2 separate regions of the Mus musculus genome follow, and region 1 is linked to region 2. A link is a loop called in an ENCODE intact Hi-C map of the cell type or tissue named here. Cell type or tissue: heart. All regions are shown on one strand. Region 1 overlaps Klc2 (kinesin light chain 2). Region 2 holds the start of Sf3b2 (splicing factor 3b, subunit 2).

What was found. A loop is a pair of places that touch in the nucleus more often than their neighbours do. Peaks named below come from ENCODE experiments on the same cell type or tissue, not always from the same donor. Only the 100,000 strongest peaks of a DNase experiment are listed, where the experiment ranks them.
Region 1: a loop joins it to region 2, with 3 times the contacts of the local background. A loop is called at or near these places in 1 of 42 quality-filtered maps.

The regions. Positions count from the first base shown.
Region 1 is chr19:5,107,045-5,109,544 of GRCm38, reverse strand. It overlaps Klc2 (kinesin light chain 2), which reads left to right. Exons shown (of 16, transcript NM_008451.3): 13 at 1-52; 14 at 120-244; 15 at 385-442; 16 at 857-1,799. The coding sequence ends at 940. Among named protein-coding and RNA genes, the nearest start is that of Rab1b, 1.3 kb to the right of the region's middle. In heart, a CTCF peak has its summit at 1,153; DNase peaks (open chromatin) are centred at 1,334, 1,832 and 2,474; H3K4me3 peaks cover 561 bases; H3K27ac peaks cover 1,576 bases.
Region 2 is chr19:5,294,245-5,296,744 of GRCm38, reverse strand. Sf3b2 (splicing factor 3b, subunit 2) reads left to right here and starts at 1,290. Exons shown (of 21, transcript NM_030109.2): 1 at 1,290-1,483; 2 at 1,658-1,704; 3 at 2,369-2,446. The coding sequence starts at 1,351. In heart, a CTCF peak has its summit at 1,141 (motif pointing right); a DNase peak (open chromatin) is centred at 1,244; H3K4me3 peaks cover 2,432 bases; H3K27ac peaks cover 2,062 bases.

The DNA of each region.
Region 1 (2,500 bases), 190 kb after region 2:
TCAATCTGAGTCGGACCTGGAGGAGTCAGGGCCTGCAGCTGAGTGGAGTGGGGTGAGTGTGGAGGCTGAGGAGGGCTGTAAGACTACAAAGCAGGGCCTAGAGACTGTTCTTCCCACAGGACGGCAGCGGCTCTCTGCGGCGCAGTGGCTCCTTTGGGAAGCTCCGGGATGCTCTGAGACGCAGCAGTGAGATGCTGGTGAGGAAGCTGCAGGGAGGGGGCCCACAGGAGCCCCCTAACTCTAGGTGAGCTGCTGACCCTCCCATCCCTCTCGGAAAACACTGTCACCAGATCTGCTTTATCATGCCCTCCATCCCAGACCCAACCTGGTATCCCTTTATTATCTCACCTAATATTAACAAATCCTGGCCCTCCTTTTTCTCAGGATGAAGAGGGCCAGCTCTCTTAACTTCCTTAACAAGAGTGTGGAAGAGCCAGTCCAGGTAAGAATGGAGGGCACCTGGTACTAGGCAGCCTAGACCCAGGCCTCTGGGCCCTGTTTTTACTGTGTATGGCCCCACCCAACTTCCCCTGGTGAGTCTTTAGCCAACCACTGCTCTGGTTTCAGGCGGAGATTGGTAGAAACAAGTGGAGGGAGAGGTCAGATAAAGGGAAAACTCTTGCCTTGGGGCAGAGATCCAGTCAACCAGTTCCCACTTGAAGCTCTCAGGTCCTGGTTGTGAGCTAAACTTTAACTTTGGCCAGTCTTAGACTGGCTGTATTTGCACAGGGCACCTAGTTTGGCCCTTTTATCATCCCTTCCTCTTCTGGAATGCTGCGTGTGTGTCGTCCCCCCACCCCCCACGTCCCCCTTCACTCCCAACAGTTTAGGACTAAGCTGCATCCTCTGCCCACAGCCTGGAGGCACGGGTCTTTCTGACAGCCGCACTTTGAGCTCCAGCTCCATGGACCTCTCTCGAAGAAGCTCCCTGGTGGGCTAAAGCTGAAGGGGCAGCCAGTCACCAGAGCCTCCATCCGACATGGTCCCTTCCCCCAGCCCTGCGCATGGGCCTGCTGCTTGTCCTGCCTGCCCCTCCCAAGGACCCCTGTCTTTTCTGTTCAATCTCAGGGTAACTTCCTCCCTTGTCATCTCAGCCATGGCCCTGGAGGACGGTCCTGCCGGCTCCAGCTCTGCTCCTTATTTATTCTTCCAGCAGGGGGCCTTTCTTCCCTGAGTTCAGGGCCTGTGGGAGTGGTGGCCTGTCTACCCAGCCCCAAAGCCAAGAACACTAAGTACTTGCTGTCCCCTCAGCACCTTTGCCCTCCACTCCCGGCCGTTGCTTCTGTATATAGAGAAATAAGTTATTGGCCGTGTGTCATCCTCTCAGCCCTCCTCTCAGTCCACGGTATTCCCGGGCCACCACCTGCCTCTCTCTTATCCAGTGGTACCGCCCAGGCCTTAAATCACCCCGTTCCCAGTGGTGGTATCTCCCAAGCTTCAAGTTCTGGGACCAGAGCCTCCCAAAAGGGGTCCCTAGACCTCTTCGCCTGGTCTTGGAGGGATTCGTTCCACTCCATCTTGCAAATGCCCAGACCCTCACACCACAGGGCCCTGTGCTGCTTCCGGGGACTTAATGCACTGTCCTCCCCCACCCCGCCCCCACCCCAGCCCCTCCCAGGCATGGCCTGACCCCACCCTGGGCACAGCCCATTGAGCCATCCTGCCACGCCATCCTTGCCTCAGCTTCTGATGTCCCCCTTCCTCCCACACAGTAGGAGGGGCTACCCCATTTGTTGGGTAAGGCAGTCACTCTCTATTTTCAGATGTTGCTGTAGAAATAAAGACGATTTGAATCTGAACCGGGCTTGTTTTGAGGAGTCCCAGAGCCCCTGAGCATCCCTTGAGTCGGGTGGAATCGGGAGAGGCTGCGGGAGTGAGGGATACAGGATACACACGCATATCATTCCCTGCCCTCGAGGCTGGAACTAATACTCTGCCATTATCCTGAACTGTTTGGGGGGGATGCTACAGATTTTGGGGTTGCACCTAACACATGCCCTTATGGGGTTCTAGACAATTCTGCCTGTTATGACTTCTTAATACGTTCTTGGACTGAGCTTCCTGAGATGGTTTTTCATATATGTAATACTAGTGATCATATAATCCTGGTACTAAGGCTGCAGTGTCCATTCCACGAAGAACACTGAATAAGTCAAAATTTTCTGGTCCTAAATACGCTACACCTTTTAGTTTCAATCTGCGAACCGAGAGGGTAAAAGTGGCTGCCCACCTCAGAGGCGAAGTATACCTACCTACCCCGGTACTAAACAAGATCCAAACTTGCAGATTAGGTAGCCCAACGAAGATTTTTTTGTAGCTGGGTCGGTTCAGTGATTGGGAAGACTACAGACCCCAGAAGGCCGTTCGCGGGTGGCTTCTGGAGAGTGCACGGCCGCTCTGTTCCCTGAGTTGCGCCTGCGCAGCAGTGGCAAGTCGAATATCCATGGAAACTACAGGTTCCGCAAGGCAGCGCGGCGCAACCCGAGTCGGAAGGATTTGC
Region 2 (2,500 bases):
TAGGAGAGGGAAGGAGATAAAATAAATTGGTGGATGTTGGGCAGGCAAGGGTCATGGTGTCTTGCCCCAAGAAAGGTCCTGAGGTTTTTTTGTTTTTCCTACAAGAATATAAAGTCCCCAGGTTAGATACCCCCACCTCCCAACTCATTTATTAGCTGCCTCCTGGATGCTAAATACTTCAAGATAGAAGAAGATCAAGTTCCAGATCCTGTTTGGGGGAATGGAGGTGGGAATAAAGGACAGGAAAGACTTAAAAATGAAACAAAGACAATGGATTAGCTGGCAGCAGTAAGCCCAGTTTTCAAGAAGCAGAGGCAGGAGGATTGCCAAGAGCTAGAGGTTGGCTTGGGCTCGATTTTGTCCCAAGACAGTCTGAACTACATGACTCTTGATCTTCCACTCCATGAAATCGGGTGTGATAGTATATATCTGTAGCCTGCAAAGGATCAGAAGTTCTAGGGTAGCCTGGGCCACATATGGACACATTTGTCTTAAACAACAAAAACCTTGGGGCTTGAGAATTGGTGTTAAGAGCACTGTTGCTTTTGCAGAGGACCTGGGTTCGATTCACAAAAGTGTAACTCCAGTTCCAGATCTGACACTTCTGGCTTCTACAGATACCAGGCATGCAAGCGGTACATATACATATAATAAAACACCTGAAAGGTGGAAAATGTATTAATGAACATTCCTCGAAAGGGGGAAGGAAGCATTTGACAGAGAATACATTTATTTAAGACTTTTTCGAAGGTGCAAAAGGGGATTTTATTTTAGCAGTGCCCTTCCCCCAGGTCAGCAGCTGGAACTCAGCTTGGCGGTCCGTTCCTCCACCGGCTCCGATCCCCTTTCAGCCCATTCAAGCACGCCTGGGCGGGAGTGAGCAGACAAACACTGTTTTATCAGAGCCATCGGCACCAACCTCCCATTCGGGCGCCGGAAAGGAATCTCTATGAGCTCCTAGGAGAAATAAGCACCCAGGTCTCTCATCATTGAAGGGTGTCGGGACAGAAGACTTAGTATGTGTTTGGCCAGGAGAGAAGAAGAATGCATCTGCTCTGGGTAGAGTAAGCTCTTGCAGCCAGGCAGCGGATGTATTACTACTGCTGCATACCGGATGTCATAGCGAGCGTTCGTCCTCTAGATGGCGCATCCGCAAACTACAACTCCCAGAAGGCTCTGCAACCTCCGTTGGCGGCGATTCCTATTCCCCGGTAAGGGAAAGGGCGTGTGTTTGGACCAAGTTCTCTCCAATCACCGCGGGACGTGGATTACGCAACCGGAAGTTTCTGGAAGTAGGCCCGGCGGCTGACCCGAGCTTCCGTGTTGGTCTCGCGCCTTCTTGTGGCTAAGATGGCGGCGGAGCATCCCGAACCTCCCAAAGGAGAGTTGCAGTTGCCACCGCCTCCACCTCCAGGCCACTATGGAGCCTGGGCTGCGCAGGAGCTTCAGGCCAGATTGGCAGAGATAGGAGCGCCGATCCAGGGTGAGGCGCAGAGGCGGTCGAGAGGGGCCCTGCGTGGGCTTGTGGCGAAGTGGAGCTTGGTTACCCAGGAGACCCACGGGGCGGGGGGCGGAGACAGGCCTGTGGGACCTGACCTCGCCAAATTGGCCTGCTCGAGGTGATGCTGACCCCCTGATTCTGTGCTTCGTCCTATAGGGAGTCGCGAGGAGTTAGTAGAGCGGCTGCAGACCTACACCCGTCAGGTGAGTGTTGTCAGTGCAGGCTAGGTCTCACTTTTCCTGGAGGCCTTTAAGACTACTCACGGATGGATCTTCGTTTCTCTTCTCTTCTCTTCTCTTCTCTTCTCTTCTCTTCTCTTCTTTCTTTTTTCTTTTTCTTTTCTTTTTTTTTTTTTTTTTGGTTTTTTTTTTTTTTTTTGAGACAGGGTTTCTCTGTATAGCCCTGGCTGTCCTGGACTCACTCTGTAGACCAGGCTGGCCTGGAACTCAGAAATTCGCCTGCCTCTCCCAAATGCTGGGATTAAAGGCGTGCGCCACCACTCCGCGGCTGGATCTTCGTTTCATATACTTTTTTTGTTTGTTCTTTCGCGATAGGGTTTCTCAGTGTAGCCCTGGCTGGCCTCAAACTTAAGAGATCCTAATGCGTTTGCCTTCCGAGTGCTCCAGCACACCGGGCTAGGTCTTTTTTGTGTACTTCAACGCAGCAAGCCGGCTCTTGACCATTTTGTCAGTTCTTGGTTTTGCTTTATTGTAATTACTTCTACTCCTGTTGCTTTTCTCAGGTTCCAGCCCCAGTCTCTGTCAAGTGGGCACTGGGTACATTTTGTTAAGTAAATAAATGGAAGAGGAGGTTATGTAATGGAATACGTCCTTGTAGTCTGACCTAGAGCTCTCTTTTTTCTTGTAGACGGGCATTGTCCTGAATCGACCAGTTTTGAGAGGAGAAGATGGGGACAAAGCGGCTCCTCCTCCTATGTCAGCACAGGTAAGAGATTGCTTCGAGGATCTTTTCTGCTCAGGATAGCCATGTGTTGAGCTA